Linked DNA regions of Mus musculus: region 2 is linked to region 1. The links are chromatin contacts, found by POLR2A ChIA-PET in ENCODE. All regions are on one chromosome and are shown on one strand. The core of a region is the stretch at or near the end of the contact, and the rest is flanking DNA. Distances in the headings are between cores, read along the strand shown. Region 1 holds the start of Tec (tec protein tyrosine kinase). Region 2 holds the start of Slain2 (SLAIN motif family, member 2).

Region 1 (5,829 bases), core at 1,565-4,064:
AGGATTCCACACTCAGCCAGTCTGCAAATTGTGAAGGGAAAATGGATAACTTCAGTTAGAAAGACTGAGATCCTGTGCATCCCTTTCCAGGAAGCTTCGAGGATTACACACACACACACACACACACAAAACCCAGGAGATGGGACACAGGAAAGAGATAATGGGGATTCCCAGGAGGCTAGTGACAGAGCAGCCTCTGAGTGACAGTTGCAATACATAAAAAAAAAAAGTCCACCTCTCCAAGTGTATGGCAAACAAGAAGGTTCATGTTCAGCTTCTTGGGGCAAATAAAGTAGAGAGAAAACCTGGTTTCTTTAAGAGAAGGCTTGGAGAATCGGTCAAGAGTTGCAGATTGAATTAATGAGAAGTACACACACACACACACACACACACACACACACACACGCCAAACAATTACTAATCCCAAGGAACACAAAAATATGTGTTTAGCTGAGCTGTGAATATTGACCTAGCCATAAATCGTGTGGCTTATCTTGATCTAGCTACTTCAGAGCCCAGATTCTGTGCCTACATATATTTAAATTTGTTTGCTCCTTCTGGTTTCCCAATAGCAACCTGTTTATGGGGTTTTGGTTGTTGTTGCTGCTGCTGCTGCTGTTGTTTTAATTCCTTCCTTTTTTTTTTTTTGCCTTTACAATGGAAATGTAATTTTCAACCTCTACTTCATGGTAGCTTTGGTCATCTGTGCCCTGAGCAGTCAAACATGCAGTCAAATTAGTAGTTATAATCTGACCCAAGTAAGGACTGGCTGACCCAGGCAGAGATTGAAAGGCAGGCCTAGGTGGAGACAAGCATGGAGATACAGATAAGGTCTACGCCCTCTCCTCTAGGTGGCTTGTGGTTGTTTTTTCCAACAAATCTCTTCTAACAGCATAATCACATGGAATGAGATCATTTTCCCATGATCAGAAGTCAATTTCATTCCTTTCTTACAGACTTGAATGCCCCGCGAAGGACCTTAATGCTTGATACGAATTCAACTTCAAAGACTCTGCTTCACCTGCTGCTCACTGGACGAGAGCAGAGCTTCTACGGGCTCTGAACAGGGACAAAGTCCACAGACACTTACTGAGAATCCACAGGGGAGCCATCAGCAAGCTGAGTATCAACAAATGATCTTCCCCAGATGGGAGTGGAGGGAGTGGGGGGGGGGTGAAGTAAATGCCAAAATCTAGTAGGATGGGTGCAGGGAAGGAAGAGAGGCACCAACCAGGGCAGCCTGGAGAACCTGTAGGAAGAGGTGTGGTTAGAGGCCCTGGGTGCGGGGCGGGGAGGGGGGGGAGCGAGGGGGGGGATAGGGGGAGGCCAGGCATTCTTCAAGAACACAAATGTGCCAGTAATTGTCCACAGTATCTCCATCCTCCTTTAAGGATCAGCTGTAGGGAGAGAGGTTACACATAGCCCCAGCCCTGTCTGTAAACAAGACCACCTTGTTGTAAGGGAATCAAGAAAACAGTGTGGCAATGCTAAACCTTGCATTCCCACCCTAGATTCTTTCCAATCTAGAAAGAGAGGGAAACTCTAGGCCAAAGATCCATGTAGGGCAAAGGTATCGCCTACTAGAGCGCTTCACTGATTTGCATGTGTTTACAATACCTGTCCCCACACAATTCCACAAACCCGAAGGCACACACCCTTGTGGGAAGAACGAGGGTGATTTACATAGGCACCCTACAGAAAGCACCCCTGAGCTGGCAAGGAGAGGAATAGTGATCGGATTCATAAGTGTATGGCGAAAAGATAGGTCTGTCTTAAACAATGAAAATGTAACTGGACGACATGGATGTTTTCAAATACTTAATGTGTAAGTTTAGCCACAGCTCCCCCCAACCCCCGCCTCGCGGAAAAAAATCAAGCTCTTCCTTATTTTGAGTCTATAGACCACAGAGCTACAGTGTCGATCACTCAGCTATTAAATCCCAAATCTTACTTAGGAGACTCGATGCTTCCTCCTACCGCGCCTCGGCTCTGTAAAAGAATTATATAGACGGGAATAGGTTGTCAGAGTTTCCTTAGAGGAAAATGGGAACTCACTGGAAAAATGTAAAACCTCTGCTTAAAGCATGCAACTATTCTGTCTGGATAGGCTCCAAACCCACTTAACCAAGCCAGCCACCCAGTTGTCCCAATTTAACACTGCGATCAACTCTTCTAACCAAATATTCCACTTTCCAAAGATAAGCCCGAATGGGACCTGGTACACAGAAACATATTCGCCAACGACAGGAAAAAGTTAAGAAATGTCAGATCCAGGGGAAATTGCACAGTCTCGGGACAAGGTCCACGTAGTTTTTCCCACTTTGATTCTTCGAGTCCCTGTTTATCAAGATCCAGATACCACTTTCCAGAAGAGAAAAATAGCTAAAGAAGTACGTGCACCTGCTCGGGCACAAGCAACTGTGGACTGTCTTCCTGGATTCGAACTTTACCGCGGGACAAGCAGAAAGAAGAAAGGCCCCCTGCCGCTCAACTGGGAAAGGAACTCAATCGCGAGTCCTCTCGGCTCAGATACCAAGTCCAAAAGGGCTCAGATCTGCAGCCACCGGGGAAGGCGCGGCCATCAGGGGAGCGCACCTGTCCCTTCTTCCTGGCCCAAGGGGGACGGGCCTCTGACCTGACGCAGAGAGTCCGCTCTCACCTCCGTGAGAAGGGTAGAAAAATCCTCCCTAATCCCACTAAGGTCAGTCTCCCGCAGGTGGAGGCCAACTCCGTGAGCGCCGAGAGTCCCTTGGTTCTTACCTTGACGGAGCGCGTGCCGAGACAAGCCAAGACAGAGCGACGTCCAAACTGCGGAGCCCGGAGCTCGGCAAGCGCTGACCAAACCCATCGGCCACGCCCACCGCCCGGCTCCTCCCTGGCCCCGCCCCCTCGCCGCGCCGCCTCTGCCCTCCGCTGCCCACAGCGCCAGTGTCCCACCTTCCTTCCGCGATTTCAAAGCCAAAGGGAAGAATCGGAGCTCGCGGTCCTGCGGCCGAAGTTCCAGGGAGCGTCTCTTATCCAGACAGACGCGGCGTGGGGTCTCTCTAAGTCCGGACTTCCCATCCTAAGAGAACCGTCCAGAAAAATGCTCCTTCGTCCCCGGCTCGGAGAGCCGGTAGCAATAGCACTTGTGGGTGGCTAAGAACCGACCTCCACTTCCGCTTAGCCCCTCGCGGGCGAAACCGGATGATGCTGTGCTCTGGGGTGATAGAAGAATGGGTGGCTTGACTGACAAGCCTGAAGCATCAGAGCCTAGCATAGGGTCACCCACTTACATTATTACTGTTGATACACTAATAATGAAAACAACCTTCAAGTTATTCACTTTAAATACTGTAAAATTCTTAGACTCCAGGAAAGAACGTGCCGTTTGTCACCTAGCTAGCTAGCTAACTGAGAAGCTGTCCTGGAAAGGCTGGGGCTGTAGATCAGTGGTACAATGTTTGCTTAACATGCACAAGGCCCTGGGTTTGATTCCCTACTTTCAAGTCTAAGTTGTCTTTGATGGTAGTCTTGAGTCTTAGCCACTGTTATCTGATCTCATCCATCCTGTACTGTCAGACAGGCATGGTGGCCCACATATTTTATTCCAGCTGAGAGGGCAAAGGCAAGCCCATTTCTAAGCATTTAAGGCCAGTCTGGTAAACATAGTGGTTTCCAGGCCAGCCAGGGCAGGGATATGAGGACCTCTCAGAAGGAGAGAGACACAGGATAGGACTGTAATGTTCATAATAGTCCATGGGAATAAAAGACTGAGTTCGCCTTTGGGATGGAGAGAGAAATTAATTTGTAAAATGCTTGCTATGCCGAAGGTTGATCAGGTAGAGCCCATGTTTTTAAAAAAAAAAAAAAAGGAAAGAAAGAAAGAAAGAAAGAAAAAGGGAAGAGAAAGAAAGGAAGGAAGGAAGCTGTTTTTCACCTGTACTCCAGAGCTGGAGGCAGAACCAAGCATAGCTTGGCCAGTCAATCTAGCCCAACTGGCCAGCTCCGGGTTCCATGAAAGACTTTATCTCAAATAATATGGAAGAGAGCAATTGAGAAAGACACTTAGCCTCTGACCTCCACAGTGGAGCCTTTACATAGGGAGAAAACCAATATACCGGTAAGCAAAGAAACCATTTCACAGGTGAGAAATGTCTTGGCTGAAATAAACTGGGGTAATGAAAGAGAGATTGATGAGGAAGGAGGACTTCTCAAAGGAGGACTCTGTGGAGCTGAGGTTGAACAGTGAATCAGGCAGCCAACCTGAAGACGACGCTCGCGATCACGTGTGCAGTCACGTGTGCAGTAAGACTCCTCCCCGACACGGCTCAGGACTTAAAAGCAGTGCCTCCCTGTGCTATTTCTCCTGTGATCATCTTAATGACCCGAGAAGTCAGCTGACAAGATTCCATTTGACAGGGAAAGAACTAAGAGCAATTTAAAGGACTTGCCTAAAGTCATATAATTAGGAAGGGGCCGGGAATGGGAGGAGAACGCAGAACTGAACCAATGATTCCTGACTCCAGTTCCTCTCCTCCCGGGAAGGCCTCCAGTGTAATGAGCCAAGCTCTGAAGGAACCTTCCCTTTTCTCTCCTGCCTCTCATTCCCTTCAAGAGCTTATTTCCCTGCCATGCAGAGAGATGTCCCTGGGGGAGCAGGGGCTTGAATCTGTGAAACTGTATGTAAAAGAGTAGAGGCACATGTGCGTGCAGAGAGCAAGTTACTGCTACCAGTACTGCAGTGAGTGAGTGTGTGTGTGTGTGTGTGTGTGTGTGTGTGTGTGTGTAGAGTGTAGACTCGGAAGCTTATCATATTGATACCACTTTAAAGGACCTGATACTTCCTTTTTTTTCTTTTCTTTCTTTTCTTTTTAAGAACTATGATACTTTCCTGTCACATGGTCTGCTACCCCTGGGTGACCCTTGTGCCTCATATTCTCAACTAAATGGAATGATGCTTTCTTAATGTTAATAAAGTTGAATATAAAATGGGCATTTATATACATTTCTTGGAGCCCATGGTCTCTCTTCTTGTTGGGTATTGCCATAACATCTATAAAATTGTATTTATTTAAATGCTAGATAACCCTTTTTAACCCATACGTAAATTTCACGTGGCACATAAGAAACATACAGAATCTGTCTGAAAAGTTTGTACATAAAGTGGTGTTTGTATTTGGAGTTTCTGACACTCCTAATTTGGACATCTCTGCCTCCCTTTTGTGACCTTTCACCTATCCAAGGACTCTGCCCCTCACCTGACCATGTATTCATTGAATGAATAAATGATAATGATAACAGACAAGGACAGTATGGTCTACAGAGTGAGTTCAAGGACAGCTAGGGTTATACAGAGAAACCCGGTCTCAATAATAATAAATAATAATAATAACAACAACAATGGTATTAGTCTTGTACAGAGCATCTCCACCTATGTGAAGAGTACCTCATTGCAATTATATGACATGTCTGCTTCTTTCCAATGTGTATCAAAAGTAGCTACTTCTTTGGGACTCAATACATAGAAGGAAGGGAAACTGTTGAATGGTAGACACAAAGTTATTACTTATGCTACCAAGAACAGTTGCTAGGCTGGAGAAACGGCTAAGCAGTTAAGAGCACTGGATGCTCTTCCAGAGGACTCAGGTTTGATTCTCAGCACCCTTATGGTGGCTTACAACCCACCCTAACTCTAGTTCCAGAAGGTCTGGCGCCCTCTCCTGGCCTCTGGAAGTACTACATGCATGCGGCAAGCAGGCATCCATCCAGGCAAAACACCAATACGAACAAATATAAAAATTTGCTGGGTGTGAAGGTACACATCTTAAAAAAATAATTTTAAAATAT
Region 2 (6,170 bases), core at 619-3,118, 46 kb after region 1:
GACTCCATGTCATAAGCTGATAATGTAAATGTATTACTGCGATGTGTGATTTCATCTTGGTGGTGATTCCTTCAGCAATGAGATCAGATATGTCAGGCAGTGTCATAACATTTAATGTGCATCACACAGATAATGCATTTTGTTTTACAAAGGCATCCTGTTAATGGGTCTGTATAGCTAGGGACATAGTTATACTTGACAGCAAACTGTAGCACCCTCAAAGAATTTAATTTTGGTGTCTGTCTGGGGGTTGGGCTATCAAAACATATCTTCCGTTTAATTTCAGCACAACAGGCACTGACTGTGCACTTTGTCAGCCTCATAAGCAAGGAAAATGGAATGATTCCTTTTAATCAGCTGTACAGATCAAGCCAAAGACTTGCTAGGAAAAAATGTAATTAAAAATTACAAATATCTGTAGCCAACTATTGAGGTGATGTCAGCACAAAGACAGTAACTCCTTCAGGGGTTTTTCCAAAGAGGCATCAAACATGGTAGGTAGGGTAGTCGAAGCAGGGAAAATACAGCATGGAAAGGCAGGAGGGTTAAGTCTTATGTGAGTCCACACCCGGGTGTAATAAGACTGGTTCGGGTGTAATAAGACTGGTTCGAGGGTGGAGGAGGCAATTGGAGTCAACTGCAAACATCAGCCAAAAATTTGAGAGACCAGGCACGGTTGGCTGCTTACCGTATAAGTAAACCAAGCAGCTCACAACTGACAACTGTGGAAGAGTGAGCCAACATGACAGAAAAAAAGCGTTTAAGTTTTGTTTGCAGTCGCTTCCACCAGTACGCATTATAAACAGATGCCACCGAGGGCAGAATTTTACATTTACCACCCCTCAACATTCTCTATTGCCTGTCAACGGGTTGCTTGAATACTTTTCATGTACAAGTTAAAAAAAAAAATTCAAGGAGCATATGCCTTTAATCCCAGCTTTTGAAAAAAAGGCAGAGGATGAGTTTTTCGAGGTCAGCCTGGTCTACAGAGCGTGTCTCAGGACAGCCAGGAATACACAGAGAAACCTTGCCTCAAAAAACCCAAAAAGTCAAGACATACTATTAAAAAGTCTTTTGGGGGCGAAGGGAGAACCCAAGGAATACAATGCACATTAATTACTACCGTTGAAAGATTAGTACAGAAGTGTTTTCCATCATCCTCTTGTCTCTGGACCTGTAAACCTTAAGCCAACGAAACAAAACAACCCCTGCCCACGTGTTTTAAACGGATGAAATAATGCCTTTAAAAGTGCTTAGCGCAGTGTCTGGCTTATAGGAACCACTCAACAAATTACGGTTATCATTTTGACTTCCGAGCTCTGAACCATTCGGGATTCGGGTTCTCATTTTCAGGGGATGGAACGGACGAGCCACAGATGGTCTCTGGGGCTGCTGCCAGCTCCGACAGTCTCCGGTTTCAAGCAGGAACCAACTCAGTATTGCCAAACAAACCAAGGGAACGGTCCATGCGACCAGGCGGGGCCGTCCGACCGCGAGTCTCCGCACAGACGCCTAGGGCGGGGCTGAACCCGAGCCCGAGCCCGAGTCGGAGCCGGAGCCAGAGTCCGGTTCTGGGTCTCACACCCGCCCGCGATGAGCTTTGGGGAGGGTAGGCGGCCAGGGCAAAACTCCAGCGATAGCTTAGCCCAGCCCGGCCGGGCCCTGCCCACCTTTGCCGGCGCCCACCACACCCCTTCCGGCCGGGGCCCCGCCCCAAACAATGACCACGCCCCTCCGGGCCCTGTCCCGTTTCAGGCCCCGCCTCCAGCCCCGCCCCACCGCGAGCCGGGCGCTTAGTTCTTTCAGCCCGCGGGCGGCCACGTCCTCCCCCGACGCTCTGAGGTCACCGACCGGGCTGGCCGGCAGGGGGCGGAGGGACGGAGGGAAGATGGCTGCCGAGGCCGGATATTGGCGCCGCCTCCCCCAGTCGCGGAGCCGGCGCAGATGAGGCGGTTCGGCTGGGGCCAGCGGCGCTTCGCAACCCGAGCCGGGGAGACCCTGGCGGTGGGGCCTGGCCCTGCTCTATGCCGGCGCCTCGGCTAGCGTGAGCGGTGGCGGTAACGCCTCTCTTTCCCCCCGACCCCGCGCTTCCCCTGCGGCTTGGGGAGTCGGAGCGGGCGGCGCGGCCGGCATGGAGGACGTTAACTCCAATGTGAACGCGGACCAGGAGGTGCGGAAGCTGCAGGAGCTGGTGAAGAAGCTGGAGAAGCAGAACGAGCAGCTGAGGAGCCGCTCGGGAGCCGTGCAGGGTGCAGGCCTCCTCGGGCCCGGCAGCCCAGCTCGGGTCGGCGTGTCCACCCCTTCGTCGGGCGCGGCGTCCCCTCGGGGCTTCCCGCTGGGCCTGGGCGCCAAGGCCAGCGGCGGGGCGGGCTCCGGCCCGCGACGGACCAGCAGCGAGGACCTGCGGGACGCCACCTCCTTGCTGGCGGCCGGCGAGGGAGGCTTGCTGGACGAGGTAGAGCCGCTGCGGCCCGACGAGCTGGAGCGCTTGTCAGGCTGGGAGGAGGAAGAGGAGAGCTGGTGAGCGCGGGGCGCTGGGCCCGGTGGGCCTGCGGGGCGGAGGGGTGTCCCTGGGGGAAAGCAGGGTGGGCTCGGCTTGTGGTGGGGACGCTGGCTTTTGCCTGTTTCTGCTGCGGGCGGGCAGGTCCGCTGGAGTTGGGGGGTTTCGAGGCGTGCCTTGGAAACGGGTTTGTAGCTAGTTCTCTGGGTCGTGGAACCTCTGGGTGCAGGACCCAACTGGACCCAGATGGGATCTGTGGCTTGGCACAGTCCCCCGTGGGCCCGCACGCTCAGAGCACTCAGAGGGTACCAAGCTGCTTCGTAGGAAGGGATCCTGCTTTGTGTGAAAGACGGGCTTTCGGATGGTGGTCTGAGCGGTTTGGATTGTAGGGAGGGGTCTGCTTCAAGAGGTAACAACCAGGTGCGGGGACATAGAGAGTAGCTACTAGCAGGCAGTGCTTTGGACCGGAGTGAGATGGGGATGTTTGTGGGGAGGCCGGGTGGACGTCACTCCCCTTTGGGTAGTGGGGGGAGTAAAGCTTTGCTTTGTGTGAGGAGGGCAGTGGAGAGGGATGGGGCTGCTTTGTGTGAAGTCGGTGGTGGATCGGGGAACCCTGAATTTTATATTGGAAAACAAGAATTGCATACGACATAATTTCGGAGCCGTGAAGCAATAGTTAGTTATCCAAGCTGACTATCATTTCCGTGCCTGCCATCCTGGAGGCAGAGAAAGGGTCCTAGTTAAAAATCTAGACCAAAGCCGGAGTTATCACGAGGCACCTCTTGACGAGCTGAGGTGACCCCACACCTTAAAGTCACACTTTTCGGTAGGCCATGAGAAGCTTTCCCTCGAGTTTTATTTTTGATTAAAAAAACACCTGCTGGAAATATCCTCATAATTCATCCGTTCTTGAAGTCCTAACTTTTAGCTAGAACGTTTATGCTGTTGACATTAAAACTTCTCTGAAGTCGAAACCTCTCGTGGACTGGTATCCAGGCCTCTAACTTTGAAGAATTCTAAGCACTGCCTGGATGCAGGCCCTAGATTTGCCACTTTAAAGGTTTCTGACCTTGGAGAAGTTACTTTGAGCGTCACTTTTTTCCTCAGAGGAAAATTATCATTCTTGTGTAGAGTTCTGAAGGTTAAGTCAGATAATCCACATGTACTTTTAGCAGTGGGTGGCTTGGCATACAATAAATTCTCCAGGACTGGGCACTGGTAGCCTTAAGCCTGGCTATTTAAATCAACACTATTTTGTGAGTTCACATGTGATCCCTGCTGTGGGAGAGTCTAAAGATTCTTAAGTGCTGATGCCTGTGTGTGAGGCCCTGGCAGTCCTAGTGAGAGCTAAGTCTTGGGCAGTTAAACAAGATAGAATGTATACACCGTGAGGTGAGAGGAGAGCTACAGAACAGGAATGCTGATTGTGCAGACGCTAGCGCCTTGGTCCAGATCCTGGGGCAAACTCAGGAGAAGGTAGAAGTCGGAGAGTGGCATCTAGGAACAGTCCAGCATTTTACGTTAAAAACTACAAGAAGTACTGGTAACTTGTGTGTAGGACCATATGAATGACAGGCATTGCTTCTTATGTCATTGCCAAGAGATACCAGGCATTAGTAGAACTGAGTAGTTAGACGGTTCATGTCAGCCACCCTGTCCTCTGAAGGGATCCTGTGCAGGTATGCACTTTGAAAGCATCCAGAGTCATCCAAGTATCATCAGAGCCCTTCCAAGTGACGAGGAGATGAATGCTCATGGTAATGAGGATTGGCTGCACTCATCAGCCCATTTTAGATGGACTGGTGGAGCACATTGACTCCCCCAGGCACCAAGCAAGTCTTTAGCTGCTTTGGTTTCTGAGCATGGCTTTGTCAAGGTAAAGCAAGTCCCTTAGGTAAGCATGCCAGGAGTTTGTTTTGACCACAGGGTTCCTGCTTACTATTTCACCCGGTTTCCTGTCTTGGTGCTATAGTTATCTTATGCTTTTTCCTGTAAAGGCTTATGGGTATTAAAATCTGGGCCTGAGTTGGATTTTAACTGTGATAGGTCAGGGGAGAGTTAAAGTAATCAGAGTTAAAGTGCCTTGGGTGTGTCTGAGTAGTAGGAGGGTGTGGCTGTCAGTGGCTGGGAGAGTTCATAGTAAAGTTTGCTTTCTCAGCAAGCCAGAAACCTACCTTCCATAGCTGGTTTCTGTTGCATATCATTTTCATCTAGAGAAATTGTTGCCCCTAGTCTATGCCACAAAATGTAGAAGGTGCTAAGTAGTAGCACTATATGGAAAAGTAACTGGCTTCTGGTATAAATTTCAGGGATTACCAAAAGTAACAGGTTTCTTTCATGCTAGGCTCCTTGGAAATGCAGATCTGTGTTGGCCATAATAAATTCTCCAGGGATTGTGCTTGTTTCCTAAACTTAATTGAGTTCCCAAGGAGCTAGTTACCATCTCCTAGAACACACTTAGGCAGTAGTGGAGGATAGCCCCGAGGGCTCAGCCTCATGATACAAAGTGCACAACCTACGTATGAATAACAGGGGATACTTTACTGTGAGTGGTGCGCTTTAATACTTTCTATTCTGTTGTATTTTGTTATGAGGAAAATACTAGCTACTACTAGCCTGACTTAGAGACCCGCAGATGGGTTGCAACTTTCAGTCTGAAAAACCGTTGCTCTCAAATAACTCAGAAAAGTCCAGGAAAGAGAATGAAGAGGATTGGGTACTACTGCATTAAGTGATATGGGGTGTGTGGGATTAAAACAGTTTTGCCTTTAATTAGACTTAACTTATATATTTATGAGGTAGGTATCAATTTCGGTGTAAGGAAACTTTATCTTGGCATCAAGTAACACACAGTAAACGGTGACACTAAGCTTAGAATTCAGCTCTTCATTAAAGTTTGATACTCCCATTGTTTTGTGTTTTCCAAATACAACACCAGCTTATGTACATGAACTGCCTTTTTATGTATGGTGGTACATGTATTTGAAGACTACTAGTGTGTTCCTGGTGCCCCTTTTCCCACCATATGTTGAACGTTTTCTTCAGAGTCAATTTCAGATTATTGAATAATTTCTTAGATGTTATAATTCTTTATAATAATAATAGTGGTAGAGTATTATTATTGAGACAGGGTCTTACTGTGTCACTCTGTCTATCCTAGAACTATGTAGGCTAGGCTGGCCTCAAACTTTGCCTCTGTCTGCCAAGTATTGGGATCAAAGGCATGAACCAGCCTACTTGGCTGACTTAATTTTTTTTCTTTATTTACTTTAGTTGCTCATTATCAGATATGGTATCCAGAATTGTATTCCCATTTTTAAGGTAACCAGAGTGTGTGTACTATATCTCTTGAACCAAGAGCTATTGTTAAGACATAATAATGGCCAGGTAGTGGTGGTGCATGCCTTTAATCCCAGTACTCAGGAGGTGGATCTCTGTGAGTTCGAGGACAGCCAGGACTATACAAAGAAACCCTATCTTGAAAAAACAAACAAAAAGAAGAACAAAAAAGAAAAGAAAGAAAAAAAGTAATCAGATTCACTGATTAATTAATTTAGAGATGTCCCATATTGTAGCCCAGGCTGGCTCTTACTATATAGCCCAGACTGCCTTGAACTCATGACAGTCATCAACCTCCCAAATATTGGGATTACAGATGTGCACCAAGCCC

The links. ChIA-PET counts read pairs that join two places held with the same protein, here RNA polymerase II (POLR2A).
Region 2: POLR2A ChIA-PET joins it to region 1 with 32 read pairs in Patski. The contact joins the promoter of Slain2 here to the promoter of Tec in region 1. POLR2A ChIA-PET finds 5 or more read pairs at or near these places in 4 of 5 experiments (Patski and embryonic stem cell).

The regions. Positions count from the first base shown.
Region 1 is chr5:72,865,634-72,871,462 of GRCm38, forward strand. It overlaps Tec (tec protein tyrosine kinase), which reads right to left and starts at 2,815. Exons shown (of 19, transcript NM_001113460.2): 1 at 2,761-2,815.
Region 2 is chr5:72,912,494-72,918,663 of GRCm38, forward strand. Slain2 (SLAIN motif family, member 2) reads left to right here and starts at 1,869. Exons shown (of 8, transcript NM_001113423.2): 1 at 1,869-2,520. The coding sequence starts at 2,132.